4 separate regions of the Homo sapiens genome follow, and regions 2, 3 and 4 are each linked to region 1. Evidence: chromatin contacts called from ENCODE Hi-C or POLR2A ChIA-PET data. All regions are on one chromosome and are shown on one strand. The core of a region is the stretch at or near the end of the contact, and the rest is flanking DNA. Distances in the headings are between cores, read along the strand shown. Region 1 holds the start of GLE1 (GLE1 RNA export mediator). Region 2 holds the start of DOLK (dolichol kinase). Region 3 holds the start of NAIF1 (nuclear apoptosis inducing factor 1). Region 4 holds the start of BBLN (bublin coiled coil protein).

Evidence for each region. A loop is a pair of places that touch in the nucleus more often than their neighbours do. ChIA-PET counts read pairs that join two places held with the same protein, here RNA polymerase II (POLR2A). Pooled maps may share reads with other maps.
Region 2: a loop to region 1 is called in a map of CD8-positive, alpha-beta T cell, with 26 times the contacts of the local background. The contact joins the promoter of DOLK here to the promoter of GLE1 in region 1. A Hi-C loop is called at or near these places in 2 of 168 maps with a recorded cell type or tissue (CD4-positive, alpha-beta T cell and CD8-positive, alpha-beta T cell), 2 of 37 single-sample maps with no recorded cell type and 10 of 50 pooled maps. POLR2A ChIA-PET finds 5 or more read pairs at or near these places in 1 of 52 experiments (CD4-positive, alpha-beta T cell).
Region 3: a loop to region 1 is called in a map of CD8-positive, alpha-beta T cell, with 10 times the contacts of the local background. The contact joins the promoter of NAIF1 here to the promoter of GLE1 in region 1. A Hi-C loop is called at or near these places in 1 of 168 maps with a recorded cell type or tissue (CD8-positive, alpha-beta T cell), 1 of 37 single-sample maps with no recorded cell type and 6 of 50 pooled maps. POLR2A ChIA-PET finds 5 or more read pairs at or near these places in 2 of 52 experiments (WTC11 and activated naive CD4-positive, alpha-beta T cell).
Region 4: a loop to region 1 is called in a pooled map, with 23 times the contacts of the local background. The contact joins the promoter of BBLN here to the promoter of GLE1 in region 1. A Hi-C loop is called at or near these places in 10 of 50 pooled maps. POLR2A ChIA-PET finds 5 or more read pairs at or near these places in 3 of 52 experiments (CD8-positive, alpha-beta memory T cell, HEK293 and activated naive CD4-positive, alpha-beta T cell).

What each region holds. Positions count from the first base shown.
Region 1 is chr9:128,503,281-128,506,088 of GRCh38, reverse strand. It overlaps GLE1 (GLE1 RNA export mediator), which reads right to left and starts at 1,370. Exons shown (of 16, transcript NM_001003722.2): 1 at 1,185-1,370. The coding sequence starts at 1,283. RefSeq lists an enhancer at 970-1,129 and a silencer at 1,350-1,559.
Region 2 is chr9:128,946,125-128,948,932 of GRCh38, reverse strand. It overlaps DOLK (dolichol kinase), which reads left to right and starts at 1,330. Exons shown (of 1, transcript NM_014908.4): 1 at 1,330-2,808. The coding sequence starts at 1,630. It overlaps NUP188 (nucleoporin 188), which reads right to left and starts at 1,234. Exons shown (of 44, transcript NM_015354.3): 1 at 1,182-1,234. The coding sequence starts at 1,213. RefSeq lists enhancers at 1,115-1,164, 884-1,445, 1,515-1,584, 1,446-2,007, 2,008-2,570.
Region 3 is chr9:128,065,888-128,068,695 of GRCh38, reverse strand. NAIF1 (nuclear apoptosis inducing factor 1) reads left to right here and starts at 1,376. Exons shown (of 2, transcript NM_197956.4): 1 at 1,376-2,105. The coding sequence starts at 1,595. It overlaps SLC25A25 (solute carrier family 25 member 25), which reads right to left and starts at 464. Exons shown (of 11, transcript NM_001330988.2): 1 at 116-464. The coding sequence starts at 376. RefSeq lists a silencer at 168-737 and an enhancer at 1,188-1,517.
Region 4 is chr9:128,158,935-128,161,742 of GRCh38, reverse strand. It overlaps BBLN (bublin coiled coil protein), which reads right to left and starts at 1,478. Exons shown (of 2, transcript NM_024112.4): 1 at 1,257-1,478. The coding sequence starts at 1,335. RefSeq lists silencers at 1,229-1,318, 1,529-1,738 and enhancers at 670-1,623, 1,624-2,577.

The DNA of each region.
Region 1 (2,808 bases), core at 121-2,620:
CGGGCCTGAGCCACCACGCCTAGCCTTGCATGTGATTATTTTGATACAAGCTTACAAAATCTGGGACATTTAAAATAAAATAAATAAATAATAAAAGTAATGGATTACAACTCACTGAATAAAATAGAAAGCACCTCCTTACAGTAGAATGCCAACTAACAAATGCAGAAGGAATAGCGGATATAAAGAAACAGGATCTGGCAACGTCATAGAGGTATCGATTCATGTGGAAAACATCAATGAATGCTAAAGCCATGGAGGATTAAGGTTTGCCCAGAAAAAAGGATACTGGTATTATTACTTCCCAACAATTACTAAGGGAAAAATGACGAATTTTAAACGGAGAGACCAGGCAGATAATAACGTAACCAGGTGATCAAGATTAGCATCACCAGTGTTGGGATGGGTTGACATCTGTGTGCCTCCTCATGTGACTTACTGAGAAAGCCATGGCATCATTTCTGTGGTATTCCTGCCAAGAATGCTTAACCTTGGTCTGGTGGTTTGAAAGCACATATGCTGGCAGTCAACCTACAGAATGTAAGGTCTGTATTTTTCAAAACTGTCAACAACATAAAAGACAGGGAAATACTTTAGGATTGTTTCCCAAGAAGTCTGAGGATGCAGGACAACGCCTTATCTGTAGCTAACTAGCAGCGACTCGGGAATGGGAGCTCGGCCTTAACTCTCCACATCCCTCCACTTCTCGCGCAGAGCTTTGCAAATGCTAGGTACGGTGACCACGCCCCCATTCACTTTCCAGGTCTGCCAAATCAATCTAAAAATTTGGTCATTTCACTAGTAGCAATGGATTAGGTCGTGTCAATCGTTCGTCGCAAACTCTAGAGCTCCCAGCACATGAGACATACAGTAAGTTAACTGAACCTGGGGCCGAGATTGCTTTGACAACAGCAGAACGGAGAAGGCGCCCAACTGGCGGAGGGTAGCAATGAAGCCTTCAGAGCGCGGGGCACCTGTGAAGTCAGGGGAGCTCCCCGAAACGCTAAAATAGGCTGAAGAGGACAGAAACCCCAGGACAGAGGGATGTACACACAGAAGTCAAGAAATAAATGCAGGTTGTTAGACTGCACGGGTTCCCGGGAGCAGAACGTGCCAACGGCTAGGGAGAAGGTTTCGGTCGCGAGGGGCCGGAAAGGCCTACGTCCTCCGGGGCCACCGCTCACCTCGCGCCGCAGCAGCCAGTCGCGGTAGTAGCAAAGGCGACCTTTGTCGGAACTGCGTAGGGCCTTCAAGGTCTCCCAGCAGCGACCCTCAGACGGCATGGTTGGCTAAGGGGCAGCTTCTCTGACGCCCCCCTTCTGACCAAACAAGCCCTCGAATCAGCCGCCGGGAAGGCCACACAGGCTTCTGCTTCCGGGACGCGCGCGCAGCACAGCCCCGCCCCTAACGCCTGCACGCCCCACCTCCGGCGACGCTCCCGCGTTCCCGCCCTCCCACCAGTGCGCCTGCGCGCAGGGCTTGGCTGTCGGGGCACGTTCCGCAGAGGTAACCACCGCTCCCAATCCCCGGGGCTGCTGAAAATTTGTCTGTGCCTTGAGACTGTGCAGAAACTGGAACCCTCATACACTGCTCATGGGACTGTAAAATGAAGCACCTGCTGTGGAAGACAGTCTGGCAGTTCCTCAAAAGGTTAAACAATTACCATTTGACCCAGCAATTCTCCTAGGTAAATATATATATATATATAAAATACGCCAAAGAAATGAAACCTATGTATATATAAAAACTTGTCCATGAATGTTCACAGCAGTGTTATTCATAATAGCCAAAAAGTGAAAGCAACCCAAACGTCCATCCATTGGTGAATGGATAAATAAAATATAGTACTATGTGCGCGGTTCCCGAGTTCCCCCGCTTTCTGTGCACTGACCAAGTATCAGAGTGCCTTGACCGCCCTGTGACCCAGCCAGCTGCAAGTTTTTTCCTGCAGACTTGCAACCAAACACGGGCCTTGCATATCCCTAGGCACTAAGGATATCTAGGTTATTGCCCAAAACGCTGAAACTGACCCCTGCTTTTAGCCAAATTCCATAAACCCTCATATAAACTTCATACCCTGACCCCTCGCTGGGGATGTACCTAGGTGAAACACCGCTTCTCTCTGTCTGTCGCGAGAATTGCTGCAGCCCACTCTGTAAGCTTCCCTAATAAATGTTTTGGGTTTAATGCTGCTTTTTTGAGACAGAGTCTTGCTCTGTCCCCCAGGCTGGAGTACAGTGGCTCGATCTCGGCTCACTGCAACCTCCGCCTCCCGGGTTCAAGCGATTCTCCTGCCTCAGCTCCCCGTGTAGCTGGGACTACACGCGCCAGCCACCACGCCCAGCTATTTTGTATTTTTAGCAGAGGCGGGGTTTCACCATGTTGGTCAGGCTGGTCTCGAACTCCTGACCTCAGTTGATCCACCCACCTCGACCTCCCAAAGCGTTGGGATTACAGGCATGAGCCACTGCGCCCGGCCATAGTGCTTCTTTGGAATCCCAACCAGCCCTGTTTGGCAGGAGGAAACACCACATCTATATAATGGAATGTTATGGGGCCATAAAAATAAAGTGCTGATGATACGCTGCAACATCAATCTTGAAAGCATTATGCTGAGAGAAGCCAGTCATGAATGGCCACATGTTGGACAATTCCACTTATGTGAAATATCCAGAAGAGACAAATCTATAGAGCCAGAGAAACTTTATGACTAGTTGCCAGGGGCTGGGGGAGGGGAATGGGGAGTGACTGCTAATGGGTATGGCGTTTCTTTTTTGGGAGTGATGAAATTGGTTGGCTGGGTGCCGT
Region 2 (2,808 bases), core at 81-2,580, 440 kb before region 1:
TAACACAGTGAAACCCTGTCTCTACTGAAAATACAAAAAATTAGCCAGGCGTTGTGGCGGGTGCCTGTATCCCCAGCTACTTGGGAGGCTGAGGCAGGAGAATGGCATGAACCCGGGAGACAGAGCTTGCAGTGAGCCGAGATCGTGCCATTGCACTCCAGCCTGGGCGACAGAGCGAGACTCCGTCTCAAAAAAAAAAAAAAAAAAAAAAAAAAAAAAAAGTGGGGAAAACACTGCTGGCACAGGGAAGGATAAGAGACGGGGATGTTTAACTTTGAGGGAGGGTGGTGGGAAGAACGAAGACCTTCGAGCTGCAATGTGGAAGACAGAAGGAGGCGTGGTGGTCTGGTTATAGCACTGGAGGTACGCAGACTTCAGCTTGAAGGCTCTCTTTATCACTTGGCTAGCTCTGAGCCGGACTTCTGAGTCATCTGTGAAATAGAAGGCGCCTCTCGGAGTTGCGAGAATTGAATGAGATAACTCCTGGGAAGCGCTCCACCAGGGTCTGACGCTAGAAAGCACTTTGTCAGAATTGTAGTTTTCGTATATAATATTTCATCTTCTTGTCCCTAAAGCCTAGTTCAATCCCTGAAATCTCTTGGAGGATTTGGACATGCTGGCTGACTTGATTCAGTGCAAGAAAAGAACGATACGAGGCGCGGAGAGGACAGAAGCCGCAAGCGTGGCTCCGCTCAACGCGAAACAAAATCCTAACAAGAACAGATCGCGGGAGAGGTCGGGGAGCCAGCAGGGCGCACTCGACGCCGGGGCAGGACACTGGGAGCCTGCAGCAGGGACGTGGGTGGGGGGTACCCCAGGAGACCGCAAAGCTCCCCGTGGCTCGAGGGAGCGTCACGGCCGGAGAAGGAAGCGCGGGTGGGGCGCCAAGAGACGCGTCGGAGGTGAGAGAGGAGGAAGGCAAAGGGCCCTGGGTGAGGAGATGGGAGGCCGAGCGCGGAGGGAAGGGGTGAAGAGCCGGCCCCCCTCCTGAAGAAGACTCTTCAGATCCCCGCGCGCGGGGACCGTTTGGACGTAACCGCCTCCCGTCTCGGTGCCCGTCCATCCAGCCGGGGTTGGCCCTGCCACTGTCGCCACATCCCGCCTCCAATTCCCGCCCCGCTTCCGCTCGGCTTTGACACCGCGCTTCACAGCCACCCCGGTCCATTCGACCCGCTCCGCACCTCACACACGGCCCGCCGGCGGCCGCCGCCATCTTCGCGCGCCCGCTCGCCCTAACCCCGCCCCCAGACGCCATGCCCACGTGACCGCTCGCCCCCGGACCCGGAGCGTGGGCGGGGATTTCGTCACGTGACGTTGCCGCGGGGCGGTGCCAAGATGGCGAGGCCCAAAGAGGTGAGGAGCCGGCAGCGGGGGCGGCTGTAACTGTGAGGAAGGCTGCAGAGTGGCGACGTCTACGCCGTAGGTTGGAGGCTGTGGGGGGTGGCCGGGCGCCAGCTCCCAGGCCGCAGAAGTGACCTGCGGTGGAGTTCCCTCCTCGCTGCTGGAGAACGGAGGGAGAAGGTTGCTGGCCGGGTGAAAGTGCCTCCCTCTGCTTGACGGGGCTGAGGGGCCCGAAGTCTAGGGCGTCCGTAGTCGCCCCGGCCTCCGTGAAGCCCCAGGTCTAGAGATATGACCCGAGAGTGCCCATCTCCGGCCCCGGGGCCTGGGGCTCCGCTGAGTGGATCGGTGCTGGCAGAGGCGGCAGTAGTGTTTGCAGTGGTGCTGAGCATCCACGCAACCGTATGGGACCGATACTCGTGGTGCGCCGTGGCCCTCGCAGTGCAGGCCTTCTACGTCCAATACAAGTGGGACCGGCTGCTACAGCAGGGAAGCGCCGTCTTCCAGTTCCGAATGTCCGCAAACAGTGGCCTATTGCCCGCCTCCATGGTCATGCCTTTGCTTGGACTAGTCATGAAGGAGCGGTGCCAGACTGCTGGGAACCCGTTCTTTGAGCGTTTTGGCATTGTGGTGGCAGCCACTGGCATGGCAGTGGCCCTCTTCTCATCAGTGTTGGCGCTCGGCATCACTCGCCCAGTGCCAACCAACACTTGTGTCATCTTGGGCTTGGCTGGAGGTGTTATCATTTATATCATGAAGCACTCGTTGAGCGTGGGGGAGGTGATCGAAGTCCTGGAAGTCCTTCTGATCTTCGTTTATCTCAACATGATCCTGCTGTACCTGCTGCCCCGCTGCTTCACCCCTGGTGAGGCACTGCTGGTATTGGGTGGCATTAGCTTTGTCCTCAACCAGCTCATCAAGCGCTCTCTGACACTGGTGGAAAGTCAGGGGGACCCAGTGGACTTCTTCCTGCTGGTGGTGGTAGTAGGGATGGTACTCATGGGCATTTTCTTCAGCACTCTGTTTGTCTTCATGGACTCAGGCACCTGGGCCTCCTCCATCTTCTTCCACCTCATGACCTGTGTGCTGAGCCTTGGTGTGGTCCTACCCTGGCTGCACCGGCTCATCCGCAGGAATCCCCTGCTCTGGCTTCTTCAGTTTCTCTTCCAGACAGACACCCGCATCTACCTCCTAGCCTATTGGTCTCTGCTGGCCACCTTGGCCTGCCTGGTGGTGCTGTACCAGAATGCCAAGCGGTCATCTTCCGAGTCCAAGAAGCACCAGGCCCCCACCATCGCCCGAAAGTATTTCCACCTCATTGTGGTAGCCACCTACATCCCAGGTATCATCTTTGACCGGCCACTGCTCTATGTAGCCGCCACTGTATGCCTGGCGGTCTTCATCTTCCTGGAGTATGTGCGCTACTTCCGCATCAAGCCTTTGGGTCACACTCTACGGAGCTTCCTGTCC
Region 3 (2,808 bases), core at 127-2,626, 440 kb after region 1:
CCCTTCCTCTGGACAGTGGGGGTTCCGCCCAGCCCAAGGGGCCGTCCCCCGAGACCTGTCACCCGGCCCTCGAGGGGCTCCCTCCCCGCCAGTGCTGAGGACGCGCGCAGCCTACCTGGAGCTCGCCCTCGGTGCGGTGCAGTCCCAGGCGCCGCAGCCCCACCGCCAGGTCGTTGACACACAGGCCGCCGTCCCGGTTGACGTCGAGCGTCTGAAAGAGTCTCCACAGGCGCAGCCGGTGGTCCGGGCCCCCGCAGATAGCGCCGCCGCAGGGGTCCCCCACGGACGCCGGCGATGAGGCAGACGAAGAGGCGGCGGTGGCGGCGGCGTCCGGCGGCGGGGAGGCCACACAGCGGCACAACACACTGCTCACCATCGGGCGCGAGGCAGGGGCTCCGGGCGCGGGCGGGAGCGGGGGCGGCGGGCCGGCGGTGACCGCGCGGGAGGCAAGCCAGGCGCTCTGCAGCTGGGAGCGCGGGCTCGGAGACGCCGGCAAGCTGGCGGAAGGGGCGGCTTCCGGGAGCCCCGCCCCTCCGCGCCCCGCTTCGCCGGCCACGCCCGGGCGCACCGAAGGCCAGTCACAGGCTCGGATGGGGAGGAGGGAGGGGCGGAGCCTGTCTAAGGACAGCCCACGCGCCACGGACTACCCGGATCAATGGGGTGGGCGGGGTCACCCGGCTCCGCCTGGGGCCGATTCAAACTGAGGGAGGCGGGGATTGGCTGAGCCGGGGGCCAAGAGAGAGAAAATCACGCAGCGATAGGCATGAGTAATGTGATTGGCAGGCGGAAGGCCCCGTGTCCAGTTTCCATTGATGAACTAACTCTGTTTAGACTGCGGGATCTTAAGGATGGGAGGAGCGGTAGTGTACGGAGAGATCGTAGCCTCCAGTGGGAAACAGGATTTGTGTGAGAGCATTTGTGAACTGCAGTTGCGAGGCAGAGTTTGTGCCGGTGGGAGGAATTAAAAGTTAATTGACCCATGGGTCACGGCCGAAAGCACTAAGTATCCTCAGGAAGCAGGGTTTTGGTAATCTAACTCCCTAAACCACCAATAAAATAGCTGAATTTAACGGCTTAATAGTCGTAATACTGACAATTGAACGACAGAATGATTTTCCAATGGAAGTGAATAAAGGTTAGGTGGGCGGGGCCCTCTGGGCGACGGACACAATTTTAGACCAATGATCAGGCGAATTACAGTAAGCAGGCGTGCTCTTTAGCTGAGCGACAGATCGAAAGAACCAGTGATCGACGTGATATTTGAGCAGCTACCAACCGGGAAGGCCGGTTTTCCCGGAGAAGCGCTGGGAGGCGGGAAGAGGGGAAGTGGGCGGATCTCCGCACACCTCGGCGGAAGAGGCAGATTCAGGAAGCCATTACGCTGCTGGCTGGCAGCGGCCGGGCCGGTCGGGGCTGGGCCCTACGCACTTTGCGTAGCGAGGGGGGTTACCAAAGGCCTAGTGCTTGGCCTCGAGCAAGCCTGGCCTATCCCCTGTAGGGGGTGGGTGAGGGGCGAGGCTGAGGAAGAAGAGAAGGGGAATTGGGGCGCTTGAGGGGATTATAATTTCTTTAAAAAGAGGGGAGGGGAGAGGCCATGGCCGTCCCAGCCAAGAAAAGGAAGATGAACTTCTCAGAGCGGGAGGTGGAGATCATCGTGGAGGAGCTGGAGCTGAAGAAGCACCTGCTGGTGAACCACTTCAACGCCGGGGTACCCCTGGCCGCCAAGAGTGCGGCCTGGCACGGCATCCTGAGAAGGGTCAACGCCGTGGCCACCTGCCGCAGAGAGCTGCCTGAGGTCAAGAAGAAGTGGTCTGACCTCAAGACCGAGGTCCGTCGCAAGGTTGCCCAGGTCCGGGCCGCCGTGGAGGGTGGTGAGGCGCCGGGGCCCACTGAGGAGGACGGAGCTGGGGGGCCTGGGACAGGCGGTGGCAGTGGTGGCGGTGGCCCAGCTGTAGCCCCAGTGCTGCTGACCCCCATGCAACAACGTATCTGCAACCTGCTGGGCGAGGCCACCATCATCAGCCTGCCCAGCACCACAGAGATCCACCCTGTGGCCCTCGGACCCTCGGCCACCGCAGCCGCAGCCACGGTCACCCTGACACAGAGTGAGTGACCTCTCCTGCCCAGGCGGCGTGCATAAGTGGGAAGGGCCAGCAAGCTCTGGGGTGGCCTGGGGAAGGTTGGCTGCCAAGGGTCAGAGGTCAGATGGGGGTCTTGGAAGACCATGAGGCCTTCCAAGAGCAGCACCCAGACAGAAGTGATCTTGCTCTCTTTGGGACTTCCTCAGCACGTGGGCTGGACTTCTGACGTGCTGGATAGCTCGCCACTGAGCATTGCCACCATGTTTGTCCATGACTTACCTCCACTTGCCGAACTGGGTGGTCCTTGAAAACAAGAGACCGTGTCTGTATCCCCACAGGACTTTTCACAGGGCCCGGCTTGTAGTAGACAGCCAGGCCATATTTGTTGAAAAAATTGATGGGAATAATACTGCCCAAGTGAGACAACGATTCTGGATTCTGTTTTCAGTGTGGGGGATCTTTCATCAGGTGCTGCTCAGGAGCCTCATGGTTCCTGGTGTTAATCTACTCCATTCATTCATTCATTCATTCATCAAACATTAGCACTTATTCTGTACCAAACCCTGTGCTGGGCACTGGGATTACCAAGTTGTCTAAAATACAGGCCAGTTATGTTCTAGTAGGACAGAGATGACACATATAGGAATAGCTTCGCCATCAGTTGGGAAAACCTCAGGCCCCGGAAGAGGAAGGGGGCTTCTTGGTGGCATAAGGACACATAGCTGAC
Region 4 (2,808 bases), core at 229-2,728, 340 kb after region 1:
CTTGAACCCAGAAGGCGGAGGTTGCAGTGAGCCAAGATCACGCCACTGTACTCCAGCCTGGGCAACAGAGCAAGACTCCGACTCAAAAAAAAAAAAAAAGCTCAGACAGGATCTGGCCACAGCAAGTACTTAGTGGATGGTCATTATTATCAATATTTCGAACTCTGTGTCCTGGGATACAGGCTAGGAGGAGGAATTGGGGAGGCAGGTGCCCCACACCCCTCCAGGCCAGGCTTTATCTGTGTCAAGGGTACTTCCCAGTTCCAAGCCTTTGCTTCTGCCTGGGACACCACCCTCCTCCCCACTGTTCTAAGTCCTGTCTGCCAACATCCACTTAATGTGACCTCCTGGGAAGCTCTTCCTGATGCTCCCAACAGCATTGCCCAATGCAGAGCTACCTGAAACTATTGTGATGGATGTACAACCCTGGGAATACACAAAAGCCTACTGAACTGTACAGTATGGGTAAGTTGTATAGCTCAATAAAGCTGTTACGCCAAACAAAACAAAGAGCATGCACCATACTTACACCACATTTACTAAATCCTCAGTGTATGTTAACATGCCAATCTTTACTATACCAAAGATAATAATGACGATAACCATTTACTGAACTCTTGCATGCTAGAACCTGCTAAGGATTTTCCTTTTTTTTGCATTTAATTCTGACACATCCCAGTGCAGCAGACACTAATCGTTATTCCTATTTTATAGAGGGGGAAACTGAGGCTGAAGAAGGTGAGAAGGGAGCCGATGGTTCTCTTCACACCCCACCCCTGCACTCGTAAGCACGCAAAAGGCTGCTCTGTAAGCTGCTGACATTTGGCAAGGCTGTGAGGCTACACCAGCAAAGCCGGGTGGCTGGGGATGCTGAATCGGCAGAGCGACGCCCCCGCGTCCCCAACTCCACGTCCCGGCCCGGCCCCTCCGCTAAGCTCAACCCTGCCTCCCTCAGGTGCCTCGGTCTCCCCCAGGACTGAAGGAAGTGGTGGAGCAAGGCCCACAAGGGCGAGTGTCCCCGAAGCTGCCTTAGTTTCCCCATCTGTAAAACGGGACTGGTGACCTGCAGCTCTCACGGGGCTGGGAACCGGCTCGCGGGTGCTCGCCCTGCATCCGAGACAGCACCTACAACTCCGGACCCGCTCGGGGCGGAATGGGTGGGCTCTTTGTTCCCTTCCGAGACCCCATCTCGATTCCCCTTCCCGGGAGGGCAGCCCTGAAAATGCAAGGTTGCTCCAGCAGCCCCCTCGGGTCACCTGCTTCCCCGAAGCCGTCCTCCTCGCCTTCCGCTCCCGCCTCCACCGGCATCCCCAGGTCTCCGTTGGGGCCCGACATTGCGGGCTCGGGCGCCCGAAGGGCCGCGCGACGATGGAACGCGGCGACCGTCGCGCCGAAAGCCGGCGCCGGATGGAAGGTGGAGGCGGCGGATAGAACACGGGCCGGAAGGGTAGAACGCGGCAGCAGATCTCCGCCCAGAGGCCGGTGCCCCGCCCCTGAAGCCGGAATCCCGCAGCTCCCGCTCCGCCCCGCCCCGCCCCCAGCCGGAACTCCGCCCCCGCCGCTGTTCTGGCCCCGCCCTACCTCCAGACTCCACCCCCACCACCGGACTCCCGCCTCCACCTCCCTCACAGTCGAACTCCGCCCATTCCGCCCCCGGCCTCGCCCCTCTCCCGGGCGCTGGGCGGGGCCACCACGGGGCTGCCCCTGGAAAAGCCCAGGAGTAGGGAGGTCCGGGAGGAGCGGCGGGAGACCGTCCAAGCCCATCTGCTGCTTCGGCCCCTCCGCGTTGGCGAAATCGAAAACGGGGTTTCCTTGTTATTTTTTGAGATAGGGCCTGGCCCTGTCTTCCAGGCTGGAATGCAGTGGGGTGATCTCTGCCTCCCAGCCTGAAGCGATCCTCCCACCTGAGCCTCCAGAGTAGCTGGGACTACAGACGGCTGCACCACGCTGGCTATTGTATTTTTTGGAGACGGGGGGGGGGGGGGGGGAGGGGTTTCGCCATGTTACCCAGGCTGCTCTCGAACTCCTGAGCTCGAGCCATCCACCCGCCTCAGCCTACCAAAATGCTGGGATTACAGGCACGAGCTACTGGGCCCAGCCTTGGAAACGGGGTTTCCACACCTCTTGTGGCTTCCGGATATACCTCTTGTGGCTTCCGGATATTCTTCTTCACAGCCTCGCTGAGAGTCACGAAGGGTCTCCTTCCTCTTTGCCTCTCTGCCTGCACCCCAGTGGAGAGGACCCAACACCCCTACCCCTGGATCTGGGCCTTCCTGGTCTTCAGCGCTTCTCTTAGGGCTCATTGGTTACAACCTGTGGGTGGGAATCAGGCTGGACTCCAGCTCTGGACAAGAGAAACAGGAACATTAGCTAGGCGGGGTGGCTCCCACCTGTAATCCCAGCGCTACGGGAGGCCGAGGTGGGAGGATTGCTTGAGCCTAGGAGTTGGAGACCAGCCTGGGAAACATAGTGAGACACCCTACTCCCACCCCCGCCCACTCAGCCCCCCCCACCCCCGTCTCTACAGAAAGCACAAAAAAAATTAGCCAGACCTGGTGGCATGCACCTTAGTTGCAGCTGTTTGGGAGGCTAAGGCAGGAGGATCACTTGGGCCCAGGAGTTCGAGGCTATAGTGAGCTATGACTGCACCACTGCACTACAGCCTGGGCAACAGAGTGAGACCCTGTCTTTAAAAAAAAAAAAATTAATTAATTAATTAAAAATAAAATGTTTAATTAGCCAGGTGTGGTGGTACACGCCTGTAGTCCCAGCTACTCAGGAGGCTGAGGCAGGAGAATCACTTGAACT